2 separate regions of the Mus musculus genome follow, and region 1 is linked to region 2. A link is a loop called in an ENCODE intact Hi-C map of the cell type or tissue named here. Cell type or tissue: left cerebral cortex. All regions are shown on one strand.

Region 1 (8,000 bases), 510 kb after region 2:
TTAGGAGTGGAAGTTGAGGTAGGGGGATTGAAAGTTCTAGACCGACCTGAGCTACAAGGCAAATCCCAAGCCAGGCTGTGGGAGATGCCCATCTAAAAAAAAAAAAACCAAACCATCAGCTACCAGCCCAAAAGAAAGATCATAGTTAGTCCTGACGGTTAAATACACTTTCGTAAAACTACAACTTCAAGCTTTCTGGGGTGTGTGTGTGCGTGTGTGTGTGTGTGTAGTCCTGGCACTCACTCTGTAGACCAGGCTAGCCTCAATCTCAAAGAACCACCCGCTTCTGCCTCCCTAGTGTTGGGATTAAAGGTGTGCACCACTATCTTGCTCACCAACTGTATTTTAAGAAAAAGCTACTACTAAACACCTTTAGTCACCAGTGGGACTACCATCTTGGAATTTTTTCCCATCATTCTCTACGAAGCCACAAAGACAGTAAGGGCAAGGGCAGCCCACATGAGAAGGGCACCTGCAGGCAACAGTAGGTCAGAGGCGCTGGCCCCCAGCACCTGGAGATAAAGACAATCAGGAGTACTTCCCTGTGGGTGTTGGGGACCCAACACTGGTCCTCTGCAAAAGGAGGAAGTGCTCTTAATCACAGAATCATCACTTGCTCCAGCCCCTACAGGGACAGTTCTGCACAGGAAACCCATAATTATCTGTAAAATAGCCTGCAGCATCCCTTCCCCCAAAATAACTCCTAGCTGCTGACCAAGACAAGACACCCTGCTGGATCGATCCCAGGGATTCAATCAGAAATGGAAAAGTTAAGACGGAGCCTGATGAAAGGGACTTAGTTGTCTTTTCATGACCACCCTAACTATGTAAGTAGCCAAACTGTCTATAAGTGTGGCACAGGGCTACTGCAGGCACGGGGCTACTGCACGCACTCCACAGAGAATGTGAACATTAAACATCCCCTTCCTGTTTAAACACTACCCCAGTTATTTCATAACCATGTGATTATTCATTAAATCAGATATTGGAAACATCTCATATTGGAATGCTTGGTTGTTTGAATTCTCACCCTCAACAGAAAAAAAGAAAAAGAAAAAAGAAAAAATGTTGAACTGTATTGGAGCAGAAGAGATAGCTCAGTTTTTGTAAGTCTATATTGTTCTTGCAGAGGATCCACATTCACTTCCAGAACCAACTCCCGGGCTAGCATCAAAAACCTCTGGCCTCCAGGGGGACCTGCACTCATGTGCACAGGCCTACACAGACCCCAATTTAAAATAATTTAAAAATAAGGCTTAAAAACAGCATAAAGTCTTTAGAGGCTATCTGAGAAGGGGTGGCTATTTTTTTTTAAGTAAGTTATTTAGTCTTTTAACTGATTGAAATAAACAGGCAACATAGACAGACAGGTACACACACACACACACACACACACACACACACACACACAAACTTGCTCTATTCAGATCAGTGGAAGCCAGCAAGAAAGAGTTATATAAATGCCAATTTTCTGGGCTGGCCAGATTTTTGCTCTAGAAGTAATATTAAACACAGTTCCTTGCCCATGAATTGTGAAATACACTATATTCTAATAAAGAATGTGTACTTCATTGTGTGTTTAACAGCATGCGCCTGCATTTGGTTTAATTGACCAAGAATAAGCCCTTGTTCCTCAGCGAAACTATCAAGTTACAGTCAACTCTTAAATATTCACACTCACACTGAGGAACAAAAAATGCAGATAATAGGAAACACAAGACTCCTGTTAAATCATCCACTTGCACCACGCAGATATTTCTTTTCTCTTCTTCTAACTGGCAATTAAATGTGGGGGGCTGAGACCACAGCATGTAGGATACTCTCTGACAAAGGACTTGAACTACCCTGTGGTGGTGGTGGTGAGGGGGGGGGAACCCTTCAGCAGGTCTCCACGTAGACCTCACACTCACGAGGTTTTCGCTGGCTCACTTCAATCCGGAACAGCATCAACCCAGAAGACTGCCCAAGAAATGGTGGGTGTTTTTTAAGGCATGTAAATTACTCCCTCACTCCCACCCCCACCCCACCCCCAGGCCGTCCCTTTGCACTTAGCAGAGGGTGGGAAAGTAATTAAGGGTTTGGGTTTGGGAAAGCCCTTTTATTTTAGCTCCTACTGGGCTGGGGTAAACAGATTCCCTTAATGTCAACAATGACTTAATTAACCAGAGCAGGTGACAACGTCAGGGGGAATCTGAAAGTAAGAGCCGAGACTGGCAGTAATCAAGCTTGACTACACTGGGAACATTCAGGATTTGAATCAACAGAACAGTACTTAGAATCGGGACCACCCCTCCGAAGTCCCCAACTGTTGATACTGTTGTCCTTTGTCACAGGGATGACCAGCTGGATACAATCATTTCTATTCTGAAATACCGAGGAAAATCTTACAGAGATGACTGCCTTCTTAGGTCAACTGACTTGACCCAATCCTGCTGCTGCCACTTGAGAAAGTGTCCAGAGACACACGGACAGGATAGGATTCGGGGTGAGGACATACATTGCATGGCTACATACACTGCACAGAACTACATGACTGAACATAACATCTCCCTAGAGGGTCAAAAGGGCTCCTTAGTAGTGAGGCACAGGCTCTTTCTAGGAACTTCCTGATTACATATTTGTCCGGCCCAATAGACATTATCTAAACTGAGCTTCTAAATTAGCAAACGGATGCCTTCCATGGTAAAGCTTCAGGAGACAGAAGCTGAACTCAGTGTTAGCTGAAGTCCTGGCTGCATCAAATATGGCGGCTGGAGAGATGCACATATGCACACATTAGACACCAGAGCCTAGCATGGAGCCTAGCCTCTAGCTTGATGGCCTGGATGTCAGTGGCAATGTTGGTCTAACAGACAAGGAGAGTGAGCACAGACCCTGCCGAAATCCAGCATCACCACCTCCTCCATCCAAAAGCAACATTCATCTCAGGGTACCGTGTTTGCTGCACTGAGAACTGTGCACCCCCTTGTCCCCAGCTTGCTGGGGATGGGGATGGCCAAGGCCACCATCAATGCCAGGAGCTGTGCTTTCTGCTTTCTGTCCAGGTCACTGGTGAAAACTAAATCTCTTGAGCTGGTCCTCAGAAGGCATCTGGGGATGGTACTACTGTTCAGTGACTATTGATAAAGAGATCCCACCAATCAAGGCTCTGGGGTTTCTCTGCATTTCCCAAGCTTGCTCTGGTGAAACTCCACACCTTGAGACATTTTCCTTTTTTCCTTTTTTCTTTTTCTTTTCTTTTTCTTAGCGTCTCCCAACTCTATATGTGATTCGAACCTCATGCAAACTCTGAGCCTAGCAAAGTGTACCCAGGGGCATTGGCAAAGTGTGACCTACAACTTCGGAGACTTCTCAGCCTCCCTCCCTAACCTTACATGTACCTACAGGTCCCCAGGTGGTGGGATCTGCTTTCAACAATGTGAGCATTGTTGGATATCGGTTCTTACACAAAGAGCCATTTGGGGGACTCCAGCCCACTGTCCTTCCTCTCCCCCACCTGCCTCCTCCTTGCGAGTACAAACATCTTGTAACCTTTCTGAGGTAATTAGATGCAGTCCAGGAAACCCTCCAGGACCATTTTATACTCTGCAACTGAAATCAACTCACAGCAACACTGCCCCGAGAGTCCAAATGAAAAATGACAATTCTTTCCTAACCGGGGCTGTTTCTGAAGCCCACGCTGTAGGAAATCCTAGCTCAGCTTCCTTAGTTAGTGCTGAGCCACACACTCCAGGGACAACCGGCAATTAGGGGGACATCCATTTTAATTATTAACAAAATTAAAGAAGTGCAGACCAGACTTTCAGAAACCCAATCCTTTCCCCCTCACATTAAGCCCTTTGAAAACATGTCACTGTTGCAGATTACACTCTCCCTGACGTCACAGGATAAGTCACAGAGAGGTGGTTCCGGAAAAGGACGTGAGGCTGTATGTTGAACACACCTCATGCACAAAACTCCTACCTCATTTCCTTTCCAAAGATACCTGGTAATTTATAACATTTCCAGGCATCTGTGTGGCCCGACATACACACAAAGCCAGGGAGAGTGTCTGTCTGGGTGGATCTTACTGGGGACCCATTTCTCAAGCCCTCCTCTCAGATGGGTACATAGCCCTCCTTGAGGTCACCCTTGGGGGAGGGGTCCTGTCCCTCCTACAATCCCCCTCTGGATGATCTGGATGAATCAGGACCCTGATTCAGTGTGCATAGCCACAGCAACTCAGCTGACCTGCCAGCACTCAGGACCGTGACGGACTCCAAAGCCAGCCGGCACCAGGTGGGCCCTCAGCAAACACGTTCATTAAGTGGCGATGAGTGCTGCGATCTGCAGTGTCACGCTCGGATTACCACTCAAAAAATAACTCGCCTACCAATATTCCCTCCTGATGACAGATTCCCGTGCGGCACCAAGGAGAGAGGCTTGGCCACAGACCACGTCTCTGAAGGACCTGGGAGAAGGACCAGCGCTTTGCCCAGCTCCGGATTTCAGCCACGTCCTCCTCACAACTAGCTTCTCACATTTGCAACCAAGTGTGCAAAGCCAAACACACTAGTGAAATCTGGCTTTTCCCCAGATGGGGGAAGACTCTTGGCAAATTCACTTTCCAATCTTCCCAACATGAAACCTGCCCACTCTGTGATGCCGGGTGAAAGCACAAAGAGCTTACACCAGCTTAAAAACCGATCCAGCATGGCACGGCTCTCCATGCTCAACTTCAGAACCTTCTTTTCTCTTAAACAATGCGGAAAAAGAAAAAAAAAGTCAGCTTTCAGAGGCTGCCTATTTCCTTTAGCCAAAAGATAGTGTGATTCAAGGCTTTTCCCTCAATCTAGAGAGCAACTGCAGAAGGCCACAGTCACCCTGCCAAGGTACGTCCCCTCCAGAGTGCTGTAAGGCACTGGCTAAACAAGAACTGCCACTGCTTCCCTCACCCAAGCACAAAGAACAGAGCAAACCAAACCACTCCACTCATGCCTGGGAGACAAGACCCTCCCTTCTAAGCTCCGATATGATGCGGAGAGAGACTACTCATATGGCAGCCGGCTGAAACAGGCCTCCCACTTAAAGACCACTTCCCCCAGACACATCCCCAAAACGACTTGGTACCCTTAAAATGGCACGCATGAACTTACCTTCTGGTTCTAAAGTGGTATCCTCAACTAAACTGAAGGAGGGCCGGGCCAGGGACAAGGTTGCCATGGTGACCAAGACCAGGCAGATGAAGCGCCCCCAGCTGACCATGGTCACAGTGCCAATCCCTGGTCCTCTTCCATATCTCCACGTGGACGGTAATCCCATCTGCACACTTCTTCTGAGACCATGGGCTACCTGCAATGCCTTCAGCCCACAGGGGGCTCAGGAGCCAAAGCTCTGAGGCGGCTGTGCTGCTGTTGCTGTTGTTACTGCTGTTCCTGCTCCCACTGCTGCTGCTGCTGCTGCTGTGGCTGCCACTGAAAGAGAGAGATTCAGCCAGATTCAGTTTTTTCCCCCAGTGCCAACTTGCTTAAACCCAGATGGGATAAAACCATTTCTCAGCCTCTCAATACATTCGCAAACACATTCTTTCTCATTATCGGAAAAGCCTTCCATCCTCACCTCAGCGTCCCAGGTGTTTCCAGGCTAGTCCACAAGCTGCAGTAGGCTAATCTTTTTTTTTTTAAGCTTACTTTTAAGAGACGCAAGATAAACCATCACTGTAGGACCCAGCCACCCAGCTCTGCAGCGTGCCCTTCCGTCCACTATCAAAGCTGCAAGGTTGCTGAAGCAACTTGACCTTCATTCCTTTCAAGGGCAACTGCAGAAAAACCTGAGTTTAAAACGCTGGGCTTGGCATGGCCAGCCTCATTAACGTCTCTTATTCCAGCTGGCCTTTAAGACGCTGACTGGAGGAAGGGTCTGCTCTGAGAACCGCATTTCAGCTGAGCTGAGCGGCACGTCCTCGCTTCAGAACGGTTCTCAGAAAGAAAGGAGACCAACAGAATCAAAGAATCTCAGGAAGGCTTCAAAAACATTCCCACCAGTTTACACTTGTCAGAATTCATTTTCGAATGCAGGCGTGTATTTCAATCTTCCGCCAAGCAGCCACTTACAAAGAGTGAGTTTAATCCAACCGGGGGATTCAAAGCCTGAATTCCCTTCCACTGACTACAAGGCAGTGTACAGGCATACTAACTAAATATCTGCAACCGACGTCAAAGGGGTAAAGATACAACCCTTGATGAATAATTCAAGATTTTATTAGTAATGGTGATGATACGTACAAGCTGCCCTGGTATGTGATTGGCCTGGGAACTTTCAATACGCTAACCTATTGGCTAAACCTCCCAAGTATCAGTTACAAGGGGGCACTCAATTTACTAGATCCAAAGCAGAGAATTTCCCAAAAAAAAAAGCTTACCACAGTACAAATAACTTTATGTTTGTTCAGTGTCTTCAGTGACTAATCTTTGAGTCAGAATGCACGAGCTTTAGAGAATCTGCTGAAACCAATGGCAGGAAAGGATCGCACAAAACCATGGGCTTTGGATGCTGGGATGCCCATTTTATGAGACTGGGGATGGGTGAGCGTTTTAATGAAAAAGAGAGAAAGAGAAAAAGAATTCTAATCCCGTGCGCTTTTGATGCTTTCAATTATGACACAGGATTTCGACACTGCCAGAACCTCCGTCCTAAAATCTGTTCCTTTCAGCCTTCACTGAGACTAAGGCAGAGAGGACGTACCATCTCCAAGAGGGGAATAGGAAGCTGCTGTTTGGTTGTTTTTTTAAGCACAGGTAGAATGGTATAGCTAACAACAAAAGCCAGGGGTATATGAGCAGTTAGGTGCCCAGTGTTTTTAGTTGGCTGGAAGGATTTTTGTTCCCCCAAGTCTTCTTTCTTCTTAAAGCCAAGAGTCACAAAAGATAATTCCTTGTCTATTTCTACATACCAGTCAAAGGAAAGTGCACAAACATTCTCGTTGATTTCCTAAGAACTTTCAGAATGCAGGTAAACTCCCCTCTCCAGCAACTTTGCAATCTCAGGTCCCAGTAGGTCTTGAAGCAGAGTGCTGGGCCCACTGTCTCTACTAGCCACTACCCAGGAGTACCTCAGCTCCAGCTGAATGAGGAAGATGGCCAGTGCCCCAGGCTGACTCAACTTGAACGTTCGTTCTTCGAAGTCCCAGCCCCCACAGGAGCCCCCTCCTCAAACCTCTGTAAGGCGAGAAGTGACGGCAGCAGGTCTGCACAGCTCCTCACCGGAGTGGACAAAAGTGCTGAGCGACCTCCTAGGCAGGATAATTAGGTCCCAAGGCTCCGTGTTGGGAACACAGGCCCAGCATGCTGCTGGCGGCCACAATCCCAGCTTCCTGCCTTCAATACCATAATCCTTCCTGGAGGCTGAACCCCAGAGAAAGCCCCAGCGTGTTTATTTTTCCCCCTGAAAGGATACTCTCTTCTCAGCCTACGAGGGAGGAGTCCTCACCCTCACTCTGACGGATGGCTCTTCACGGCCACCCGCCCCTTGGGGTCATCTCCACACAAGTCTGCCTCCAAAGACAGGCAAAGGGACCCGGCCGAAAGGGCCCGGCTGGTGAGCTTGCGCAGTGTTATACACGTTTACACACTCTCCCCTGTCCTGCAAGAAGGCAGGTTAATTTAAGGCAAGCCCTTGGGGGAGGGGGGCGGTGCGACGGGTACTGCTACCTTAAAGGGTAGTTCCAGGATACCTCAGCGGGCAGAGCAATTGGCATTTTGTTCTCAAGTGGATTACTCCTGGGAGAAGTCAACACTCCCAGGTTAATACTAAATGTAGCCTCTCTACCCTGGTTCAAGGCTCCCTTACTTCTCCACGGGGCTGAATAGGGAAGGGAGCTGTCATGGGCTCATGGGGGGGGGGGACACCAAGGGGGGGCCCTAAACACAACGAAACCCCAAAAATATAAGCTGTCGTAAGTAAGACCATAATCCCTGACCTACTCTTTCAGTGGGTACTCCAAGCAGTTTGGGGTGCACATC
Region 2 (8,000 bases):
CATTTGCTCTCCAACGTTAAAGCCAACATGGAAAAACTTTTCTTTACCACTTTACCCTCAGGTTGCTCTTGCTAAAACTTAAGAGAATCTTCACATTTTAAAACTGAAGTCCTCTGGAGATGCCTTGCCAACTGCTAGGAGTTCTGCTTCACAAAACAGCAGAGAGGAGAAGGTCACAACATGAACCATCAGAAGGCCAAAGAAAAGTACACCTAGCCCTTCCATCTGAAAAGAGCCCCAGTTTAATCCATGTTTGAGAATGAAAGTGTCTTTTTATTCTTAAAGAGCACCTTCCTCCCAACATTTTCTTGGGCTTGTAAATGTACTTTTTACATGTAGATTTGTCAAGTAAAGCTTTGTTGATTCAACATCTGGAACTACTCAGGTGGTTTGTCTCTGCTGCGTTTATGAACAATAAAGCAAACCACTGGATGATTCCTGGATATTTAAACTCAGGTCATAGACATCTCAGCCTCACTGCTGACAAACAAAAAACTTTAATTTCCCCTTCTGGAGCCAAATACAACAAATGTTGTGGACAGAAGGCTAAGTGATCTTCTTTAAAACAGGGTACTTATCTAAGTTACAAATTTTTAACTGTGAAGTACATACTGAGAATATCTAAAATCCTTGAAACCCCTGGACTATCTCCAAACCTAAACATAGTTTCACTTTAAAGAAGTAGGCTGAAGTTGATTACTTTCTAATTATAGTTCCTACCAACAGATATCTATTACTGTGGTGACAGTGTCAACCCCACTCCGGGAACTATTTAAAATCAGTACCTTTTCTTCCTTCCTTTCTTTCTTCAGTTTTTCCTCTATTAAAAAATTCTCTGAAGTGATCTCTGAGACATTTGTGGCCATTAGATTTTATTAGATTTTATAAACAGCATTAGAAATGTCACCAAGTAAAAGATAATGAACCCTTGAAGTCAAATAGGAGTCAGAAAAAGCCTACTGTATAGGCTTGGTTAGGAATTATAAAAAACAAAATGTACCTGTGATATGAAAATACCACCTGGAAGTTATGGCACAATATAAGATGGAATAAGGAAGGCTATGTCATAATATTCCAAACATGAAAGTGCAGCATTGTTAAAAGCCCAAAGATGATACTTTGAACATAGGCTACCAGGAACAATGATGGTGGCCAATGTCACTGCAATTTTCTCAGGACAATCTCTTTCATTTGGTCCTTCATTCTTCACACTAGGTGCCTAGCCTGGTAAGGTCAAATAAAAGTTTCATTCTGGAATGTAGTAGTAATAGGTTATGACTTTCTTGACAAGAATTATGATAAAACTGCATAAAAATTCCAACAAAATGCTTTGATTTCAAAATACAAGCTCAAGACAGATATAGCAACCTTTCTCACACCGTGCTCAGAAAGAAACAATCTTTCTTCATAGATGGTATTCAGAATGATACCTGTGGAATCATGGCTGCACCCTACCAGCAGAAAGAATGATCTTCATAAAATATATTTTATGTCACATCATTTCCTTTTTTTGATATTGTATAGAGTTCCATGGTCCTTTTATAAAGGGGAACAGCCACCAGGATCTGTCTAATATGAAGAGCCCAACCTCACCATACTCCAGGCATCGGGAGTTTTACTACACTTCATTTTTTAAAAAATGGCCAAGCTGTCTTCCCAATAGTCTATATATGTAATCTTCTATCTCCTTTCCCCCAATTTGACAAAGTCTTGGTGTTAGCAAAGGAGCTATGATGATATCTGTGGAGTCATCTGGCATCACAGGGAGCCATATCAGGATGGGAACACATTACAGTATGGACAGGTCATGATGAGGACACTGTTGTTCTTGCCTTATCAGTTTTCTCTTGCCTTGTCTCTCTGGGTGATTGACTTAATCTATAAGCAAACCATACCCATAGATGTTGAGTAAAGACAATCACCCTTCTAAAAACTGGACTTTCTAACTTTTGCATCAGATTCAACTGGAAAGGAGTTACACACTTTCATTGCTGTTTTTGTTAGTTTGTGGAACTAGGGATTGAGCCCAGGGCCTTGTACATGCTAAGCAAGCACTCTATTTCTGAGCTCAGGAATGAGTCAAATAATGAGACTTGTTTCCTATGGATGTGGACAGGGTTAAAGGCAAGATGCATAATGTGCTTGTGTTGTAAAGCTGCTCAATAAACTGAGAGTTTCAATTTTCTTCAAGACCTGAACAGAACAAAGACACCTGGTGATCTGGCTTTCCTCCATAAAATGACTACAGGGATTGAACTAGTAGACAAAAAATGAGGATGAAATAAGTTATCAATCTTTTTCTGTCTCTCTATTAGAGGTTATAGTGAGTACTGGAAAAATACTGACTGCCATCCTCAGGATTTTATAGTTCCTATCTCTTATAAAATATAAGTTGAAATCAAAATTGGAAAGTTCCATATATATATGTGTGTATGTGTGTGTGTGTGTGTGTGTGTGTGTGTATGTATATATATATATGTGTGTGTGTATATATATGTGTGTATATATATACATATATATATACACATACATATGCACACATATACATATATATGTATGTGTTTGTCTGTCTGTGTTTCATTTTTTTAATATATATGCATATTTCTCCCTGAGACTGAGGAAACAAAAGAGACAGCACAAGATTAATTCAAGACTCTGGTTTGGTTAGTATTGCCTGGTATGTGCAGAAATGGTTGTGAGGCTGCAGAAAAGCTGCCCTGCATCTAATAAACCCAAGAGACTTCTTTTCTTTTTTCTTTTCTTTTCTTTTCTTTTCTTTTCTTTTCTTTTCTTTTCTTTTCTTTTCTTTTCTTTCCTTTCCTTTCCTTTCCTTTCCTTTCCTTTCCTTTCCTTTCCTTTCTTTCCTTTTCTTTTCTTTTCTTTTCTTTTCATTTCTTTCTTCTTTTTTTTTTGCCATATGGATCATTTATACTTAGCACTTATTTAAGAGGTTGGCAACTGACTTTTAATAAGTAACAAGTAAGAAACGTGTGATTTCACACACCTACTAGCTTCATTTTGTGAAGTCCCCAGCAGGTTCTAAAACACTCTCATTTGGACATGTTCACTAAATCCATTTCCCTTTGCCCTACTTATCCTGATGAGGAAACTGAAGGACTTAGTGGGAGCCAATTCACCTGCTTGGTACGTAGCAGAACTGGGGGCCACGGGGTTCCTATAAAGCCAACACTGATGATCTCATGGAATCAATTCTATATATTTAATATCAATGTCAGAAGACAGGAGCCAGTGAGCTACAGGCTAGATTGTGTTCATCAACAGTCACCGCATGTTGGAGTGCTAAGCCTCAGTCTCTCCGAATGTGACTGTGTTTGTAGGCAAGGCTCTAAGAGAGGTGATTAAATAAAACAACATGGGTCTCCTCTCCATCTGCCTTTCTCTAAAGACAGAAAGAAGTAACCTGGACATACAGAAAGGAATTATGCTATGAACACACATTCCCTATGCACATATGTGCACACATTAGCACGCACACAGATACATATAGATATATTTATCCAGAAAGATAGATGACAAGAAGCATGCACACAAAGAGGGCCACACGAGGGCACCAGCAGGCCCAGGAGTGAGACGCCAGAGGAACCAAAACTCACACCTTGACCTTGAGCTCCTGGTTTCCAAAACTAGAAAATAAATACAAGACTTTTCAAATTTTTATGATTTTTTTCAAGAGGCAATGTGACATGTAATACATCTTTCACTCAGCACTAACACGCCAGGTTTTATAAACACGCATTCCTTAGTGTTCATTTTTATTGGAAATCATTGGACACAGTAATTGGATTCATAATAACAGTTTCAAACACACATATAAGCACTTTGATCATGTTTCCCACCCCCATAAATACATGGGGAGAAACCTAGCTTGTGGAGTTTTGCTGACAGCTTTAAAAATCCAGTATACCATAATATAAGAAGAAAGAAAGCATATGCCCAAACTAAGCACCCAGCACTAATACATGCACCATGTATTCACACACACACACACACACACACACACACACACACACACTCCACATGCAATTTATATATATAATTTCACTTTGGGATATGTGTTTGTTAGGGTATAGTCAAGAGAAAGAAACTGAAACTATACATATATTCAATATAAACATTATTAACTGCAAGGTATGATTGGGGTCCTGGACAATTGATGGATACTTATTAATAATAGGTAAGCAAGCAAACAGAACTCTATAAGGATAGCAGCTATAGGGAGCAGAGACCTATAAAGGCATGTGTAGAGAGCCCAAGGAAGCACCTCCATCCTAGCCTGATGTTCTGGGACCTAGATCTTGTTTTGGAGGGCAGCACTATTGATCACTGCATGCCAGAGAAGTTGCTATGTTACCACTCCCTGGGGGAACCTGTGGATACCTGCCAGGGAAATCTGTTCATAGAGTGGTAAGTCTATGACTAGGACATCACTTACAGCATGACTTAATGGGGTTGGGGGTCATAGCACAACAGAACAATCCTTTTTCAACATGTCTGAGGCCCTGAGCTTGATCCACACTATTCAGATAGATCTGAGGGAGTTGCAAGCAATGAGCTGTTGGCTGAGTGTACTGTAGTACTAGATGCTGGGAGTGCCACAGAGGCCAGATGTAGGGGGATTGTTGGGCATAAGAGATAAATGAGCAACCCAAAATCACTGGAAGGGGAAAAACATCCCTTTTCCTGCACTGATCTCACCAAGGTCTCTTCTAGCAAAGCTTGAAATACTAGCCAGCACAGGAAGATTGATTTAAAGGGACCTGTGCATTTTCCCTGAGCAGACGATGGGTGCACTTGGAGCTAAGGGAAACACACTGAGAGTGCACAGGAGGACATGCGGATGTAGGGTGGCCTCTTCAAGGAGGTTTAGAAGGCTTGTAAGAGCTGAGGAGGGGGTCATGATGGAAGACTATCTTGGGAAGGCTTCCATCAACCAGAGCCAGTGTCGCAACTGAAATATCTTCCCTCACACAGTGATTACAGGCTCCTAAGGTTGCACAATCTGCAGTTGGCTGTTCCTGGATTTTAATCTCATACTTCCTTGTTCATAAAGTGCTGTTTGTCTGAATTCCAATATTTACAAGTTAAATATTTGAAACCTCAGTCATCTCGGAATCGGCAAGGACTTAGTGCCAATGTGCGTCTCTCTTAATTAACTCTGAACTAGTTCCAGAATTGATTAAAAAAAAAAGAATTATCTCTAACAATTTTTAATTATTGAAAAGAAGAGATATAGTAAAGACTTCTCCAGAGTTGAAGCCTTGTATGATATCAACTGCATTAAAAAAAAATCTTTCTAGTAAGTTCTCATTGCGCAAAGAGGAAGTTGAATCTTTAAGAAATTTGCTGAACACTTGTGGACCATGAATCGGAGATGCTTAAGGTCAGAGCTGGAAGGGAGCTTAGTGACCATTCAGGGGACTTTTCCTTGATGAGGAGGAACAATGTCCCAGGAACCCTAAGCCACAAGGCACTTTGATGGGTACAGTGTAACTAGATTCAAGGTCTTGCAGTCTTCCCCAAGTTTTTCCCCAGAGAGGCCTAGAAAGAAAGGAAGCCAGGCTGCACCTGGTATTATCTAGAGTAAAGCTAAGGACGTGTGGAGAGGAGGCAAAGGGCAGAATGGAGGATGTCAACTCCTAATGGAAAATTATCAGATGCCCCAAGAGGCACACTGGAGGGAAACACTCTTTCCACGTTCATCCCTCTGGGTGGCCTGGAGGACTGGAGAGAGAACATGAGAATGTCTGAATTCTAAAAGGAGACGCCTGAACAACCTTGTGGGTGGGTGGGTGAGTAGGTGGCGTTAGAGCAAGAATCCAGATCACATTGCCCCAGCTTTGGTGTTGCTTGCTTGGCTTATAGTTAGCTAATTTGGCACACTTTGGATATTGGCAGGTTAGGGCTGTTTGGTAAGACAGGCATTCACACCCATGGAATGATGAGTATCAGAAGATGGTAACAAAGATGAAGTTTTCTCATCTTTCAAACGTACCTAAGAATTTGGACCAAATCAGGGCAGGTATTGGCCATTTCTAGTTTTGATCCATTCCCCCCACCCACCCTGGAGTCATGCATTTTCTCTATCTCCTTTAAAAGCAATTAAAGTATATACTTTATAAATATAAATATTAACATGGTAACATGTTAAAGTATCTAATAGGCATAAGCTCCAGCAGCTTCTAATCTACTAGGTCTTGTGGGGAGGGAGGATTTTGTGACGTTGCGTTTTTGTTCCAGCTTTATCCCTTTATCAGTGGGGGTGGGGGGAGAAGACCACTTGGGACCACTGGCGGTTGCATTTCTCTTTGTCTAGTGCATCATCAGTTACTTTTCTGCTGCTGTGATAAAACACCACAACCAAGACAGGACACAGAAGAGTTTATTAGGCATATGGTTCCAGAGGAATGACTTCCATCCCAGTTGAGGAGTATGACAGCAAGCAGGAGGCCTGGAAAATAGAGTGGGAAGCAGAACTCAGAGCTTTAACCACAAGCACGAAGCGGAGAAAGCCAAGTAAAAATGGTGATGTGGAGTTTTAAACTCCTGCTAGTCTTAAAGCCTGCTTCCATTGGCATTTACACACTTCCTCCAACAAGGCACACCTCTTAAACTTCCCCCAAACAGCGCCACCCACTGGGGACCAAACACTCAAATTTCTGAGCCTATGGGGGAACACTCTCGTTCAAGCCACCACATCCAGTTATTCTTTCTCTTCCTTGCCTCCTGTCACAAACTTTTAGCAAAAGCGTAAGGTAATAAGATCTTCCAAAGGAATCTCCTCTGGGGACCTGTGGCACTGTTCACTGTGACAGTGAAATAAACATATGCCTGTCACACCCGGCTGCCAAAACACACCGGGTGATGAGAGACTACAAAACTCTTTCCTCTTGTTCCACAACACCAGACATGGGATCATTTGAACAGTGGGCCCGTGAACCTTCCTCATCCAGCAGCCATTCAAAACATATCAACCTTATCCACAAACCACACACCCAGCTATCCAGTCCCTCTCCTCACATGCCAAGCACTGATCTGGTCTCTACCCCATGTTCCATGGGCTCTGACACAAAGTTCAACATACTTTTGATTTTTTTTTTTACCATTCAAAAATGTTATTTCAAGGCCACTTCCTGTCTCCACATTTTCAACATTCTTGACAGTGGTATGTTTTCATACTGTCCACAACAGTGCTTTGTAGACTGAACAGTGTTTGGTATGTTTTATTTTTTACACACTGTCCTAGTTGGTTTCACCTGTGTTTCATAATTAATTGAATGTAAGGAGCCAGAGTCTTGACAGAGGGCATATGGGGAATGGGAGCATAGGACATTATTTTTCAGCTAAAAGTATGAAGGTCATACCTTCCTTCTTTCCCTTTCTGGTCATCCAAGAGCCTCAGCTGCAGAAGTATTAAACTGTCTTACGAAAGTCACCAAGGCTATTTAACTACCTTCCCACAGCTTAAATAAAACCACCAAAATTCCCTCCCTGTGCAATCACAACACAGAAAGCATACTCTCTGAGAGATGGGGGTGACAGGCAGTGCCCATTTCTCTGTTTTCCTTGCACTTACCCATCACATCCTCTAACTCACGCTGATTTCTCTAGGGGCAGTGGGGTGCAATGTGCATTGTATCTGACATGATTTTATGCCACTTTTATCAACCCTGGTCAAGGATAGAAGACAGATTCTCGAAGCCTTGAGAGTGATGGGGATTTTAATTGATTAGAAAAAAAATTAAGCACAAAAACTGTGCTCAAGTGTTTGCAATCATGTGTTCTTTTTAGAAGTTTAGCATATTAAACTGACTTGGTACCAACAGAAGCAGAGTTGACAGTTGGATTTAGTTACTACGTTCTCTGTGAAAACGTGACTGTCTGGAGAGTGGCTCAGCCTTGACCTTGCCATCTAACAGGAAACATAACAGGATGGCGTGAATAAGACCCTAAAGGTCCTGTAGCTGCATCATTGAGACCAA

The links. Peaks named below come from ENCODE experiments on the same cell type or tissue, not always from the same donor. Only the 100,000 strongest peaks of a DNase experiment are listed, where the experiment ranks them.
Region 1: a loop joins it to region 2, with 2.0 times the contacts of the local background. A loop is called at or near these places in 4 of 42 quality-filtered maps.

Annotation. Positions count from the first base shown.
Region 1 is chr7:130,256,614-130,264,613 of GRCm38, forward strand. Fgfr2 (fibroblast growth factor receptor 2) reads right to left here. Exons shown (of 18, transcript NM_010207.2): 2 at 5,136-5,453. The coding sequence starts at 5,301. Among named protein-coding and RNA genes, the nearest start is that of Fgfr2, 6.2 kb to the right of the region's middle. In left cerebral cortex, a CTCF peak has its summit at 3,614; DNase peaks (open chromatin) are centred at 3,648, 3,841, 4,470, 5,416 and 3 more places; H3K4me3 peaks cover 4,435 bases; H3K27ac peaks cover 4,845 bases.
Region 2 is chr7:129,751,360-129,759,359 of GRCm38, forward strand. No RefSeq gene overlaps it. Among named protein-coding and RNA genes, the nearest start is that of Gm33323, 9.3 kb to the right of the region's middle. In left cerebral cortex, a CTCF peak has its summit at 3,558 (motif pointing right); no DNase peak of the experiment used is centred here.